Linked DNA regions of Homo sapiens: region 2 is linked to region 1. A link is a loop called in an ENCODE intact Hi-C map of the cell type or tissue named here. Cell type or tissue: PC-9. All regions are shown on one strand. Links, peaks and the distances in the headings refer to the core of each region. The heading gives the core; the rest is flanking DNA. Region 1 overlaps TMC1 (transmembrane channel like 1). Region 2 has its middle 73 kb from the start of TMC1.

The links. A loop is a pair of places that touch in the nucleus more often than their neighbours do. Peaks named below come from ENCODE experiments on the same cell type or tissue, not always from the same donor. Only the 100,000 strongest peaks of a DNase experiment are listed, where the experiment ranks them.
Region 2: it touches region 1 in a loop (4-fold over the local background); 2 of 110 quality-filtered maps call a loop at or near these places.

The regions. Positions count from the first base shown.
Region 1 is chr9:72,819,160-72,827,702 of GRCh38, forward strand. TMC1 (transmembrane channel like 1) reads left to right here. Exons shown (of 24, transcript NM_138691.3): 20 at 1,683-1,922; 21 at 7,710-7,835. Among named protein-coding and RNA genes, the nearest start is that of LINC01474, 51 kb to the right of the region's middle. In PC-9, for the core only: a CTCF peak has its summit at 3,434 (motif pointing left); a DNase peak (open chromatin) is centred at 3,432; H3K27ac peaks cover 136 bases.
Region 2 is chr9:72,444,166-72,452,708 of GRCh38, forward strand. No RefSeq gene overlaps it. Among named protein-coding and RNA genes, the nearest start is that of TMC1, 73 kb to the right of the region's middle. RefSeq lists an enhancer at 28-287. In PC-9, for the core only: CTCF peaks have their summits at 3,351 and 3,563; a DNase peak (open chromatin) is centred at 486; H3K27ac peaks cover 584 bases.

The sequences.
Region 1 (8,543 bases), core at 186-8,185:
GACTGATGGAATAGGATCCATCTGAAACATTGCTATCACACTAGCAGAGAATGAAGAGAAGGAAAACCACACAGGACTTTTAAAGTTTCTACCCAGCAGTAAGGACCTAATTTCTATTCATACTTTATTGGCCAAAACAAGTGATGTCACCACCTGATTTTTAGGAAGACTCAAAGTGTATTACATCAACATGTATTGGTATTGGGGAGTATAATCTAGTGCTTTGCAATTCTAACCCATTAGCTGGGACTATCACTTGCTTACTTGCTCACTTTTTTGGCGTTCCCTCTCTCTTGCTGTCCTGTAACAAAAGTATACTGTATTGTTTTAAAATCTGTCTTCTCATTAGAAAAAAATAGTTTAACTTCCTACAAAGTCTTTGTTCAATTCATTATGGTAAAATATCATTCGTATCTATTGTCCGAAATCTTGTCAACAAGACAGCCCAAATTGTGACAATATTCCACTTTTCAAATAAATGAGTTAACTTTGGGTTGGCAAAAGTTCAATTATAGTGGAAACTAATTTCTTCATCTAAATTAAAAATGTCTCTATAATGAACCAAATTTACGTTGGATTGGCTAAACAACTATTCAGGGAGTACAAAATGCTAAACCTAGCTATAAATGTTGAGGGCTTCATTATAGATAGGACAGTTTAAAAGACAGGGCTCCCCTTACATTTTTAAAATAAGTGCACATATATCTTCTTTTTGATTTTGAAATAATAAATTGCTATTTATATTGATTTATGGTGCTAATGAATTTTCTCATCCAAGAAGAGTGAAACTTATTTTGTTGAAATAATCAACTAAGCCATCAAGTAAAAGTGACCACACCTAAGTTGTTCCCACCTAAAAGTAGTATTTTAAAATGCTTATAAAAACTCAGATGCACAAAGCAGAGAATTCCCAAGACAAGCTAAAGTAAGAAAGTAAACAGATAAACTAAATTTAAATAAATGTGTGGAATTTTCATCTCAAAAACCTATAAGCTAGTTATAAATTTTCAATAAAACCCTATTTTAGGAGGCACAAACACATCATTGCAATTGGCTTTAAAACACCATATCACCTACAAAGAGAAAATGATCAACATCAGAAAGAGAAAATTTATTTTAATTTTTTTCTTTCATTAAGCAAAAAACTTTTTTCATTTGTACAGTCGTGGCCCACTGCAACCTTGACCTCCTGTCATTAAGCAAAAACTAATTATTCATGACAGAAGTGATTAATGCAAATGTACAGTTTTTTTGAGTAGAAGAAGTGACTTTAAGGGTTAATTATTTTTAACAAGTTATATTTATAGGTGTATTAGTCAATGATATAAGTGTTGGGGAAAGTTTATTTTAGAATTAGAAGAAAGAAGTAAAACAATTGTAAATATTGTTTACTCTGTTGTAGTTTAAATTCACTAATGATAGTAGGTATAGTTAGTTACAGCATCCTTTCTATGAAATAATTATGATATGCAATTCCTACAATAATGGGGAAAGTGGCAAAATGTGTTTAGAAGTTGGAAATAGATAAGTGCAGTTTCTTTATGAAAAGGGTTTGTCTGGTTGAAAGTGGCAGTGTATTTTCTGCCTTTGGAAAAGAAGCATGATGTCAAATAAACAGGTGCAGTGTGACTTTGTTATGGAGTAAAGACTCAAAACTGAGCAGAGTTCTGTTTTCTTTCTAGGATGGGCTCCTTCTTTGCTCCCAGCCTCCCAGGCATCAATATCCTTCGACTCCATACATCCATGTACTTCCAGTGCTGGGCCGTTATGTGCTGCAATGTTCCTGAGGCCAGGGTCTTCAAAGCTTCCAGATCAAATAACTTCTACCTGGGCATGCTACTGCTCATCCTCTTCCTGTCCACAATGCCTGTCTTGTACATGATCGTGTCCCTCCCACCATCTTTTGATTGTGGTCCATTCAGGTCTCTTGCTTTTGAAATTTGACTCAGGCATCGTGTTCTTTCGGGGGTGGAGGTGGGAATGGTCATTCATTGTATAAGCTATTTTTTCCCCCCAAACAATGACATTTTTGGTTGGTGGAAATGAGATCCCGGCTGGGCGCAGTGGCTCATGCCTGTAATCCCAGCACTTTGGGAGGCTGAGGCAGGCAGATTACCTGAGGTCAGGAGTTCGAGACAAGCCTGGCCAACACGGTGAAACCTCGTCTCTACTAAAAATACAAAGAAAAAAAAATTAGTCGCGTGTGGTGGTGGGTGCCTGTAATCCCTGCTACTTGAGAGGCTGAGGCAGGAGAATCACTTGAGCTCAGGAGGCGGAGGTTGCAGTGAGCTGAGATGGTGCCATTGCACTCCAGCCTGGAGGACAAGAGCAAAACTCTGTCTCAAAAAAAAAAAAAAAGAAAGAAATGAGATCCTTTGGGTATTCAGGTTCAATAGGTGACATGGAGATTCTTAGGCAAGTTCTGTCTATTTCCTCATTTGGGAATCATAAAAGAGAAAATACTTTATACTTTTCCAGGCTCTGCCTGGGTAAAATATGTATGGTGAATCTGAGCTGTTTCCATGTTAGAGGATAGCTAAGAGCAAGGTCTGATGACAGTGGTCTGGATGTGAGTTTGCCTGACTCTGGGCCGTCACATCCAGACGTGGTCAGCTATCACTACTTCTCTTGTGCATTACTACCTTAAAAAGAGAGAGAGAGAGACAGACAGAGAGAGAGAGAATACCCCACACTTTACCTAGGAAAGAGAATTATTACTAAATACTAATGAGCATAAGGAGGGCCACCCAATTTGTTATCCAAAATATCACATGCTAGTGAAAAAAATTAAGGCTGTTCCACATATATATTCTCTCCTAATTATCATTCAAGTCAGGAATCGAGAGTCACAACGGCTCCTTGATCCAATTTAGAGATACACATTTCTACAGTTCTCTATGACAGAGCTCTCTTCTCTCTATGACACATATCAGAAACCTAAGTCCCTGGGATCTGGAGGATGAAGTTTCTTTCCCTAAAGGGCCTTAGAAATGAATCTACTACAAGTTCTCCCAAGAATCTCTGCATGTTGATTCACTGGCCAGCATGCACTTGAGCTGTTTCTCCTTTTCAGTGAAGGAAATGAGACTGTAAAAAGCCATGTGAATGATATGCATGATGCTGTAATGCCCACATATAATTCCTCCATTATGTTGTCAGACCCAAGTTATTTAATTAAAGTCAAAAGGTTCATTGCTGACAGACTAAGTATATAAGAGACATTTTCACTCTTAACAGTAGTCTGAGTTATTGCTTTGCTGGAAAACAAGAAAATGTTAAGCCAGCTGATCGAGTTAAACTAGCTGGACCTCTGTCTACTCAGAGAACTGATGTTGAGAAGCTCTGTTAATTCCGTTGTGTGTGTGTGTGTGTGTGTGTGTGTGTGTGTGTGTGTGTGTGTGTTTCCAAGTGGGCTGAAATAAATAATGCAGACAGTGACATCTGGAGACTAAATATGAAATTACAGTCTTGATGAGACATTCGTCTCAATAAATTCCGAACCAATCTCAGAGTACAAAGTTCAAGGAATATGCCATTCAAAGGCTTTAGTTAATTGCAAATTATTCACACTACTTATTATCCAGGATAAGTTTAGGTGTGCATTAAGCTATTAATTGGAAGTTGATCCTTCTCAGTAAAACATAGCAAAGGACCCTAGCTGCCTGTAAGGGAAACCACACAATGTAAACATGGATCTCCACAGATGCATTCAGATTTACAATACGTCTTAGACATGAACAATAGTTGCACAATTTCAGCTTCTTAAGCCCTAACTCTTCTGGCTTTCCTAATTGGCAAACTTAGGCAAAATTATGGCATGTAAATCACTATTTTGAAATCAGGGAAATTTATTTTTTATTTTTAAAATTATTTATTTGTTTTTTAATTTCCATAGGTTATTGGGGAACAAGTAGTGTTTGGTTACTTGAGTCAGTTCTTTAGGGTGATTTGTGAGAAATCAGGGAATTTTAAATATTTTCAATGGAGTACTGGGAAGGGTTATCTCTATGCTATTTAGATTTTTTTTTTCATGTCAGTTTCCTCACTTTAGAGCCAAAGGATGTTTGCATTGTTTATTTGTCTGGACTTAAAAGTTTGAAAGGATTGTCCTGCTCTAGAAATGAGGTGAGAATGCTTGTATGCTTGTACTAGTGGGTGCCTCATAGCTTGTCATCTTTATGAACCCCAAGTTTTAGGTGATTTGCTTAACCTTCCTGGTGAAGGTTGTCTGACTCTATCTAGATCCTGGGCAAGCAGGAATTTAGGAAATATAAATTTGAACTAGGTTACTGGAGGTATCACAGTGATGGCTAGTTGCTCTCCAGTGTAGGGAAGTTTTCAGGTAAGATGGCTATAGTATATTTATCCATTCAGTAAAGCAATTTGATGAGATATTCTAGCTTGTCTGGTTTTATAAGACCTGGCTAGAGAGGGTAAATTTTCCAAGAAATTATTCCAATAGGCTAGTAAGTGGATTTATCGTAAATAGTTGACAATTTAAAGATGTCCAGATGAAGGCAATTCTAATTGTTCTATAGCATTTCCTGACACCTGATGTTTCCTCCCATCTATGTCAATAATTCTGAACAATTTATAGTTCTCTAGGTTTTTATATACATCCCTGCTTACATTATGACAATTTTATTTTTCATATATTTTCATCTTACTGCAAAGATAATATGTGTTTATGCTAGAAAACCTAAACATTGTAGAAATATTTTTACATGAAAAGAAACATGGCCCATAATCTTGAAAACCTGAAATAACAACTTTTTAGCATTTTATATTCTGTTTTGCCTTTCATGCATGATTTTTCATAACTGAGCTTGTACTGACACAGGATGTTTCTCAGCCTCTTCACTGGACTCACAGAGGGGCACCCTGTCTACTCGGCCTGCTGTGCTTAACCCCTTGTGGGAGGAAGCACGTGGGCAAGTGAGTGCGGGATCTGGCGAGACACACTGGGCACTGACACAGGAGCAAGCTCCATGTGGGGCCCGTGGCCAGACCAGGTGTGTCACCTTGAGGAGAATGCAATGGTGCCCAAGTGCCTATGACCCTAAAGCCCCAGAGGGGGTGTTACAATGCTTCCTGAGTTCCACCATCCTCAGCCTGATGGATGGCAGTGTCTTAGCAGCTCAGTTGGCCCCTTGCCTCATCATGTGGGGCAGCTGCCCTCCACTGGAGAGGGCAAAGGGCCAGTGTGACAGTCTTTCCTGGGTTCCCACAATCGGTGGGTCCCAAGCTCTTGTCCAGCATCCAAGAAGAATGAGGTCACATGGATTATTGAAGGATGGTGAAGGAGGAGAATTTTATTGAGTAATGAAATTGGCTCTCAGCAGAGAGGGCAGTTGGAGAGGGGCCAGGAAGGGCAGGTCATCTTCCCCAAAGTCAGGTTGTCTCTTCTCCAAAGTCAGGCCGACTCTTCCCCAAAGTCAGGCCGTCTCTCCCCTCTACCAACTGAGTCTGTGGTCTTTATAGGCACAGGATGGAAGTGTGTGCTGACTGGTTTGTGAGTATGCAAAAAAGGCTAAAGTGAAGGTGTCACTCAAAGGTAGACACGACAGTATAGAAACCCAACTAGGAAAGGGTAGGTATATGTAAAATAGGTGAAGGGTGGGGATGAATCAGAGGAAAGTGCGCCAAACAGGAAGACAAGTTCTCAATCCGGTCTGAGGATTTAACTTGGACCTTGGCTTTCAGGCTTTAAACTGTCTTTGGCTTGGAGGTGGCATTTCACCAGGTACCTGCCCCTATCTGCCTAGGCATTTGGCTGCCTCCTGTTGCTATCAGTATACTAGGTGCAGGTTTTTTAGTATTAAAAGTTAAAATTATATTGTGAGACTGCTATTATATTGGTCATTTGCAATCATGCTTTATGCATCTATTTTTCTTAATAGTTTAGCTGACTTCTAGAGATTGGGGATAGAGAAGTTTCCTCTCTGTGGATCTAGGACACAGTAAAGTGCTGGTCAATAATTTGAATGAATGAATGAATAATGACTGCTTATTGTGCACTAAGCACTAGAAGAGACACAGGGTTAAGTCCATGCATTAAGCATTGATTCTGGTCCTGTGGCACTTATCACCCAGCTGGGAAGACAGGCCTCCTCATAAACTGTTCTAATCTAGAGTGGCGCTATGCCTACAGCAGGACTATGGATAGACACAGACAACTGGAAAACAATTCTGAGAATATTGTATGATAGCATACTTTGGCTAACCTGGCAGGAGAAGGCATTGCCAGGGACATGTAGATGCGTCCATAATTTGTACGTAATTAAGATATCTGGACTCCTTTCTTTGGTAAAAGACCTGACCTGAAAAAGGTACACAGGAATCCCCAGGGACTTAGCAACTTTGCTTTGGGTCACACTGGATGCTGAGAAGGCCTTTGTGTGTAGGGATAATTTCATAAAATTTGAATGCCCCCACTCTAACTACGTTCATCAGCTATGACCTGAGGTGCTGGAGAAGGGAGGATAGATGGTCTTATCTTTTTTGGTACTTTTAATTTATCTGCTTATCCTGTATTCCATCTGGCTGGGGCTGCATTGGGGGGTATGAACAATTTGGAATGGTGAAAAATAAAACATATTGGAATAGGGAGTTATAATCTTATATTGCTTGTAAGCTTCATTCCCTCTTATGTATCATAAGTCTTGAAAATTAGAGTGTAGATCTTTAATTTGTGAAGCAAAACTTGTACCTCTGTAGTCCAATGACTACTGACAAAATATATGGAGTCACTATGTCTGCTGGAAGATAGTATTGGTTAGACCAGGAGAAAAAAACCATAATCTGGGACTTGCGTGTCATTGTTATTTAGTAGTTGAAAATGCTTAAAGATTAAAATACAAAAGCAAAACTAAACATTGTATTAAATGTTGCACCAACATTTATTCTGATGATGCATACAATTTGGTGAAACCCAACCCAAATCTCTTCTGAAAATTACATCTTTTCGTAGTACAATCAGTATGCATATACAGAGAAAATAATGATGTAATGAATATTTTGAATATTATGGTACAATTCTAGCTATTCCTTAGTAAGTCAAGACATCCTGTTCTCAGTTTTCTAGTTTATAGGAGCTGATACTTGCCTTCATGGAGCTTAGCAGTGGAGCTAAGCTGGTATTCATTAGGGCCTGTCCAGGAGAAGAAACTGAGAGGGAAAAAACCCATGATTCGGTGTGGTTACCTTACCTATTAACATATCTGATGAAGGAAGTCTGGTGGAAAATGAGGTGGAAGCTATTGCGTGGAAAGAGATATTGGATTATATGTGGATTTTATTCCACTGGGCTATTCCTTGCTCTCATTTCCAAGGCTAATTAAAAATACTTAGCTCAAAGAGAGTGTTCTCCTACAAGAGCAGCTGACTGAGAGGCAGACTTATGAGCTATTTACAAAATATATTTCAATCAAAATCTTAGAAATACAGTTTTTAAAAATCTTCTCCTAAATATGTGGTTAATTTTCTAACTGCTTTGACTATATGTTTATACTGGGATCATATTTCTCGTATCTTACCCATATATTGACTACATGAGGTCAAAGTGTCAGCAAGTTGTAGCTAAACATCAGATTCCTACCCTGAAAGAGGACCTAAGCAGTAATTGAGAAAGATTTCCAGTTTTCTTGCTTTAACCATGGTTTTTCCATATGTTCTTAATAAACTTATCTCCCCCTTTTTAATTCCCCCAGTGGCAAAAATAGAATGTTTGAAGTCATTGGAGAGACCCTGGAGCACGATTTCCCAAGCTGGATGGCGAAGATCTTGAGACAGCTTTCAAACCCTGGGCTGGTCATTGCTGTCATTTTGGTGATGGTGTATGTGCTTTTCCTCCTCATAGAAAGAGCCTCTGTGATGTTCTTCCTGGCTGTTTTTACATTTCAGCTTTTTCAGCTCTCTCACTCTCCCTAAGGGTTCTGCTGTAACCTATCCAAATTCAACACTGATTACATGGTGGTGAGAGGCTAAAATTCATGAGCCATATTCTGATCCTATTGGATGTAATTCACAGGCATCTGCATCTGTCTTTGCTTCCCCAGGATTATAAGATTTGTTCCCAAGTAACCACAATAATTATCCATAAACAGCTAAAGCAAGGGAAACATAAATGCTAAATGCTAAATCTAATCAGTACATTGAGCTTCCCCCCAACAACCCGGCCTCCACCTCTCGTTCCATAAAGCAGATGGCAATGAATATACAGAAATAATGATCCTCTAAGTTAATATTCCCCTTGGGGGCCCTATAGACTATATTTTAGGGGCAAGGGCTTCAAGGGTCTTAAAAATTTCACTGTCCTTGTTGTTAGAGGGCCGCCAATAACTGTGTGTTCACGATAATAGAATCAGAGGACCAGAGGATCTTGGGAAGTTCCTGTAGTCTGTCCCTTCAAAGTCAGAAGTGATTTCCAAAGGGGAACTTGTCAGATGACTTTTGTTTTCACATAACTTTCATTGGCTTCTGACTCTTGGCCATCACAGATAAACTTAGATTCTAAGTAAAAGTACAGATTTGCTGTGGAAGAG
Region 2 (8,543 bases), core at 149-8,148, 380 kb before region 1:
ATGTCAAATTCCCCTAGACTCTTGAAGAAAACTCACTCAATGGCCAATTCACAAAAGCCCATTTCACCAAATGAGAAATTCATGAAATTTAGTTTCTTTTTGTTTTAGTTGACCAGTTTTCCTAATAGCATTTTAAAGAAGAATGTCAAATTTGGTCTCCTGCAGCAGTCAACTGTGTGGCCTTTTCTTTCTCCAGAGTTTCAGCCACTTTCTTCTCCACTTTGCAGGTTCCACAGCCTAACCTGTTTCTTAGAACTACTTAGTAGTCATAGGAGAGAATGCAATTGCTCTAGGTCCTCCATTGGATGCTCTTCATTCTTCATTTGGTTTTGTTTTGTTAAAGAAGACAAATCAAAATAGAGAATGGCTGTCAAAAATAACAAGCCCAGGGGAGTTCTGGAGATTAACATCAGCACCAAACATTGCTCACAGCACTGGTCTCTGTTTATAGAGCAATCTCTAGTCTGTTTACTCATCTAGGTGTTTTAAAATGTTGGGCTCAAGTATCTGGGCTTGCAGGTATTGAGAAACTACTGAAGGCACAAATAGAGGAATGACAAGTTTGGATCTGCTTTAGACACTGAACTATGGTAGTAATACGTGAAAAGGACCAAAAAAGGGAATTTGTAAGCAGAGAATCCAGTTAAGAATTCATTAGAACCCAGGTGAGAGATAACAGTCTGCACTCCAGTAATGGAAGTGATGGAATGATAAGAGCTTTTTCCTGGCTACCCTAACTTAGAGGACTCCCTGTTTACTCTCTAGCACTGTGCCCTATTTGTGGAAATTTATAAATTTATATTTAGATGCCTACTTATCATCTGCTCTCTCACTAGACTGTAAGCTCCCTGAAGCCAGGGTTTGGATGTTTCATTTCCCAAAGTATTCTCATCACCCAGCACAGTGTCTGGCACATAGCACACGCTCCACAGACACCTGGGAAATAAAGTGGAATTAAGAAGAAAGAAAAGATATTCATCAGTGGGAGCAAGTTAGTTATGTTTTATAGTAAGGGAAAGATGCTCATGGAGAAGGAGGAGTGAAAAGGCAGAGGAGAGACAATAAAAGACGGCACAGACTCCAGGATAAGCAGGAGTAAACAGGATAAGGACAAAAGCAGCAGAATTAGCTTTGCCTAGAAGGGCTCCTCTTCTTCTGTCATGGGAGGAACGGAAGAATGGATGTGTATGGAGGTTGATTGGATTTTAGGTTATAAAATTGATGGTTTATGTTTCCTGGAGGTGTGGTAGGCACAGTTATCAACTGAGAGAAAGAGAGAAAAGGAAGAGAAAGAGAAAGAGGAAGAGGAAAGAAAGGGAGGAGGAGGAGGAAAAGAGGAAGAGGAATTAAAAGTTAAGAGGGTGGTGAGAATTTAACAAAAATTACTTTAAGGAAGGGAATAAGTTGGTGACCAAAATACCTAAAAAGATTTCTCCAAAAGGGACCAGCTGAGGAATAATGTGACCAAATTAGCCTATCTCCAAATCTCATAGGTGAGTGACAGGGAAGTGGAACAAGAAGATGGGAGGGTTGACTGTGATGGAGATTTGCAGGAGGCCATCTCTCCTCCAGTTAATGTGTCTCACTGCAACAAAGGGGAAGATTTCAGGACTCCTGGGATGGGTTTAGATGAATCATTCATCTCTCCAGCTGTTAAGAGTTTTGTATATGTTAGATAGGACACAGACATCAAAAACTGTCCCTCAGCGGTCTGCTTCTCTGGAGAAGGTCTCACCAAGGGGTTGGAGCTTGACTTATCCTGCTGTGTCCTAGATCTGTAAGGTAACCCTGTCCTTTACTACAACTTTGTCTAGCAAGAGAGCAGTGTCTATCTTAAAAATCTTGCTGATATCCAAATATCTTTAGCACTTAGATGACTGCCTTCTATATGAGGAAGTACATAAATTAAGACTTTGATAGACCTGGGTTTGATTCCTTCCTCTGGCATGGAGAAGTTTTGTGCTCTTGAATAAATTAGCTAACCTTTTCAAGCCTTCATTGTTCAGAGTAAAAGGGGGGGGAGTCACTGCAACAGTAGAAGGATTAAATGAGATGATGTATGTGATTTATCCAGCAAAATGCATAGCACAAAGTAGACATTCAATAAAGATTTTGTCACCTCCCTACTTCTTTCTCTCCTTTCATCCCCCTTTTATAACCAGTTTTCTGTACAGATTACAAGATTCCTCATGACAGAAATGGCATCTTAGTCATTACAAGATAACTTTCATCTTTTTTTTTTTTTTTTTTTTTTTTTTTTAAGGCAGAGTCTCACTCTGTCGCCCAGGCTGGAGTGCAATGGTGCAATCTCGGCTCACTGCAACCTCCGCCTGCTGTGTTGAAGCAATTCTCCTGCCTCAGCCTTCTGAGTAGCTGGGATTACAGGCGCCTGCCACCGCACCTGGCTCATTTTTGTATTTTTAGTAGAGAAGGGGTATTACCATGTTGGCCAGGCTGGTCTTGAACTCCTGACTTCAGGTGATCCACCCGCCTTGGCCTCCCAAAGTGCTGAGATTACAGGCTTAAGCCACTGTGCCCAGCCAACTTTTATCTTTTTATCTATTTTTTTTAGATGGACTCTCGCTCTGTCATCCAGGCTGGAGTGCAGTGGCACAATCTTGGCTCACTGCAACCTCTGCCTCCCGAGCTCAAGCACTTCTCCTGCCTCAGCCTCCTGAGTAGCTGGGATTATAGGCAGCTGCCACCACACTCAGCTAATTTTGTATTTTTAGTAGAGACGGGGTTTCTCCATGTTGGTCAGGCTGACCTCGAACTCCTGACATCAGGTGATCCACCTGCCTTGGCCTCCCAATGTGCTGGGATTACAGGCGTGAGCCACCGCGCCCGGCCACTTTTATCTTTTTAAAAGTAATACATACCCTTGTTAGTTAAAGATTTCAAATGGTAAAAAATAAGCAGCTGCCTCATTCCTCCCCACATGGAGAAAATTATGTCTAATTCTTAATAGCTTGGGATTTTAATTATTTTGGTGTCATTATCTAAATTTGTCTAAAAGTGTATGATATAATTTGGATATTTGTCCCCATCCAAATCTCATGTTTAAATGTAACCCCCAATACTGGAGAGGGGGCCTGGTGGGAGGTGTTTGGGTCATGAGGGCAGATTCCTCACAGCTCGGTGGTGTCTTGGTGACCGTGAGTTCTCATGATATCTGGTCATTTAAAAGTGTGTGGCACTTCCCCTTCCCCCTCATACTTAGGTGGGGAGTTATGCTCTACCTCTTTATCTGCATAAATTATTTGAAATTCTCCTGCATGGGAGATTTTTCTCTTTTCTCTTCCTTATTTATTTATTCAATTATTTATTTATAACAGCATGTATCATAAATATTTATTTTATACTCTGGGTTATAATCTAATACTACTTCATTTATTTTGTTGCTGGAATTATTCCAGCTTTGACCATTAGGGGTTTTTTAAGTCAGATCCTTTGATCTTTTTGAATACCTTCAACATTATGGGTTTATTTATTTATTTATTTATTTATTTGGGGGCATTATTTTTTACTTTCTGGCACTATAAAATACTTCAGGCTTACCTTGTATGTTTCCTTTCCCAATCCTAGAATCGGACATTTCTCCAAGAAGACCCAGTTACTTTTACTAGAAAGTGGTATTAGAAACCAAGATCTGAGCACTAGATGTGTTTGTCGCTAACAGAATATTGTTGCATCTAGGGCCTCTCGGCTGGCAGAGCAAACAATAGATGTGTATATACCAACTCATATATACATATATCTCTTAATATTTGTATATGTAACATTGGTATCCATATTAAGCAAAACCTGAGTTCAGATGGATGTTTTCAGCTCTAATATATTACACAAATTATTCTAGCTGCTTCTTTTTCTTATATGTAAACTCACACTCCAAGAGTGAGAATCCTGGCTCATAGCATCCCACATCCACTTACTTGATTGTTCATTTCCAATATACATGTATCATGACATTGAAATTGTTAACTGGTGCCCTCATGAGAATAACTTTATCAACTAGAGTTCAGTGCTTGTGTAGTTTCTTTTACCTTTAGTCTTACAGACTCCAGGCTGGGCGCGGTGGCTCACCCCTGTAATCCCAGCACTGTGGGAGCCTGAAGTGGGCAGATCATGGGGTCAGGAGTTCGAGATCAGCCTGGCCAATATGGTGAAACCCCGTCTCTACTAAAAAATACAAAAATTAGCCAAGTGTGGTGGCGCATTCCTGTAATCCCAGCTACTTGGGAGGCTGAGGCAGGAGAATCGCTGGAACCAGGAGGCAGAGGTTGCAGTGAGCTGAGATTGCACCACTGCACACTCCAACCTGGGCGACAGAGTGAGATTCCATCTCGGAAAAAAAAAAAAAAAAAAAAAAGTCTTATAGACTCCATACATTTCCAATACAATTTCGGTCAGTATCCCACCCCTTCTTTCAGTGAGGTTGTTTCACACATTTATAATAGATTGTTTTGTCACATTCCACATTCATTCTGGGATCCCTCAATCTTATAATTGTTTTTGAAGATTTCATTATCATCCTTTCTGACAACATCTACTGACTTTCTTTCCTCTCTGCTATCAAATTTTATTTTCCAAGAGTTACTTTGCTCTCTGAATGTCTTATATTTTATACCATCTTGTTCTTTTTTCATAAATGCTACTTAGTTGTTAGCAATCTGTATGAATGAAAATCCTCTCTCTGGGGATATTAATGAGAATTTTTGTGAAGCCTTCTCTCTGTTTAGTCATTTTTCTCTAAGTATTTTGTATAGTTTTTTCTTGCCTGTATGTTCCACATTAGAAATTTTCCTCAGATTCTGGTAATCTTTGTCTGACTGTCCATGATTCAGGGTGTGGGAATCCAATTTCTGATTGGAATCTTTGAGGGTATGAGTAGGTCTTGTTAAGGCTGAGTTTCCTTGTAGGACAATTTGGCTGGGCGACTCTCGGGGGAACCCCAAATATTACATTAAGTCTTTCCACTTCTGCTGATTCTCTAGAGAGATATCTTCTAATCTTATGTCTGAAGAGTAGGGCCTATCTGCTAGGAATCAGGTAGCCCACACATTTTCAGGCTGGCACTCACACCCTCAATTATGACATGGCTTCCCTCTCAGTTGAGTCTCTGTTTAAACTTTCTAGACTTATGCCGTTGTGTTGAAAGGGAATTGACTCAGTGACACGAATAGAATCTAGGGAGGGGGATACAATTGTTTTTTAGTTTTATTTTATTTATTACTTTACTTTTATATAGAGATGGGATCTCGCTATGTTGCCCAGGCTGATCTCAAACTCATGAGCCTAAGCAACCTCCTGCTTCAGCCTCCCAAAGCACTGGAATTTACGATGTGAGCCACCATTCCCAGCTTCCAATTGCTTTTTTTAAATCTTCCAGTCAATTTTTCTTATTTTGGCTCCCCATCCCCCTTAATCTCCTGTTCCAGAGGTATCTGAAACTGCTGATTTCTGAGACTTTTGGCAATTTAGAAGTGAAGATGTGGTCAGTTTTCAGCTTTCCTCATTTCTTTCTTGGGTCTGCAAGGCTCTTTAGTTAACACTCATATGACTGCTTTCCTGACTTCCCAAATTTTGTGCTGTTATATTATCTTCATTTCTTTTTGGGTATATATCTTTAAAAGCATATCTATATCTGTCTGTCTATCTGTCCCTTTACAGTGATTTTATAGTGGTTTCTGATGGGAGCAAAGTTAGATTGTTCCATTGAACCCACTGTTCATCTTTTTCCAAATCTTGTTTATAAATTTTTATCTCCCTGATATAATTTTAGTGACTTTGGGAGGAAGAAGATAGAGATATATATATGTATATATATATACACACACACACACATCTTTATATTGGAATCTCTGAAGGCATGAGTGCGTCTTGCTAAGGCTGGGTGGGTCTTGTTAAGGCATACATATATATATATATATATATACACACACACACATATATGTAGCTGGTATATAGACATATATTTTTATGCCAGATCTAGGTTGTCATATTATTCATTTTCACAGTCTTTTTTTTTTTTTTTTTGAGATGGAGTCTCACTCTGTTGCCCAGTCTGGAGTGCAGTGGCATGATCTCGGCTCACTGCAAACTCTGCCTCCTGGATTCAAGCAATTCTCCTGCCTCAGCCTCCCGAGCAGCTGGGACTACAGGTGCATGTCACCACGCCCAACTAATTTTTATATTTTAGTAGAGACTGAGTTTTACCATATTGGTTAGACTGGTCTCAAACTCCTGACCTCAGGTGATCCATCCGCCTCAGTCTCTCAAAGTGCTGGGATTATAGGCATGAGCCACCATGCCTGGACCATTTTCAAAGTCTTAAAATGCATTCTGGATACCAACTACTCAATAAATATTAGTTAAATTAAAATATATAGAAATCAGAAAATCTTCATTTTGTTGTGCCTTAAGGGTGATTGAACACTCATAGTATACCAAAGATATTATGCACCATGACCCAAATGTAACTCTCTCTCTGGTGACTTTCCGCTTTTCCAACTAAGTTAAGAATGTAGAGAATCTTCATAAATAGTGCCTTTGTCAAGAAATAACTAAAATCATAGCAGAACTGAAGGAAATAGAGACACAAAAAACCCTTCAAAAAATTAATGAATCCAGGAGCTGGTTTTTTGAAAGGATCAACAAAATTGATAGACCACTAGCAAGATTAATAAAGAAGAAAAGAGAGAAGAATCAAATAGACGCAATAAAAAATGATAAAGGGGATATCACCACCGATCCCACAGAAATACAAACTACCATCAGAGAATACTACAAACACCTCTACATAAATAAACTAGAAAATCTAGAAGAAATGGATAAATTCCTCGACACATACACCCTCCCAAGACTAAACCAGGAAGAAGTTGAATCTCTGAATAGACCAATAACAGGCTCTGAAATTGTGGCAATAGTCAATAGCTTACCAACCAAAAAGAGTCCAGGACCAGATGGATTCACAGCCGAATTCTACCAGAGGTACAAGGAGGAATTGGTACCATTCCTTCTGAAACTATTCCAATCAATAGAAAAAGAGGGAATCCTCCCTAACTCATTTTATGAGGCCAGCATCAACCTGATACCAAAGCCGGGCAGAGACACAACCAAAAAAGAGAATTTTAGACCAATATCCCTGATGAACATTGATGCAAAAATCCTCAATAAAATACTGGCAAACCGAATCCAGCAGCACATCAAAAAGCTTATCCACCATGATCAAGTGGGCTTCATCCCTGGGATGCAAGGCTGGTTCAATATACGCAAATCAATAAATGTAATCCAGCATATAAACAGAACCAAAGACAAAAAACACATGATTATCTCAACAGATGCAGAAAAGGCCTTTGACAAAATTCAACAACCCTTCATGCTAAAAACTCTCAATAAATTAGGTATTGATGGGACGTATCTCAAAATAATAAGAGCTATCTATGACAAACCCACAGCCAATATCATACTGAATGGGCAAAAACTGGAAGCATTCCCTTTGAAAACTGGCACAAGACAGGGATGCCCTCTCTCACCACTCCTATTCAACATAGTGTTGGAAGTTCTGGCCAGGGCAATCAGGCAGAAGAAGGAAATAAAGGGTATTCAATTAGGAAAAGAGGAAGTCAAATTGTCCCTGTTTGCAGATGACATGATTGTATATCTAGAAAACCCCATTGTCTCAGCCCAAAATCTCCTTAAGCTGATAAGCAACTTCAGCAAAGTCTCAGGATACAAAATCAATGTGCAAAAATAACAAGCATTCTTATACACCAATAACAGACAAACAGAGACCCAAATCATGAGTGAACTCCCATTCACAATTGCTACAAAGAGAATAAAATACCTAGGAATCCAACTTACAAGGGATGTGAAGGACCTCTTTAAGGAGAACTACAAACCACTGCTCAAGGAAATAAAAGAGGATACAAACAAATGGAAGAACATTCCATGCCCATGGGTAGGAAGAATCAATATCGTGAAAATGGCCATACTGCCCAAGGTAATTTATAGATTCAATGCCATCCCCATCAAGCTACCAATGACTTTCTTCACAGAATTGGAAAAAGCTACTTTAAAGTTCATACGGAACCAAAAAAGAGCCCGCATTGCCAAGTCAATCCTAAGCCAAAAGAACAAAGCTGGAGGCATCACGCTACCTGACTTCAAACTATACTACAAGGCTACAGTAACCAAAACAGCATGGTACTGGTACCAAAACAGAGATATAGATCAATGGAACAGAACAGAGCCCTCAAAAATAATGCCGCATATCTACAACAATCTGATCTTTGACAAACCTGAGAAAAACAAGCAATGGGGAAAGGATTCCCTATTTAATAAATGGTGCTGGGAAAACTGGCTAGTCATATGTAGAAAGCTGAAACTGGATCCCTTCCTTACACCTTATACAAAAATCAATTCAAGATGGATTAAAGACTTAAACGTTAGACCTAAAACCATAAAAACCCTAGAAGAAAACCTAGGCATTACCATTCAGGACATAGGCATGGGCAAGGACTTCATGTCTAAAACACCAAAAG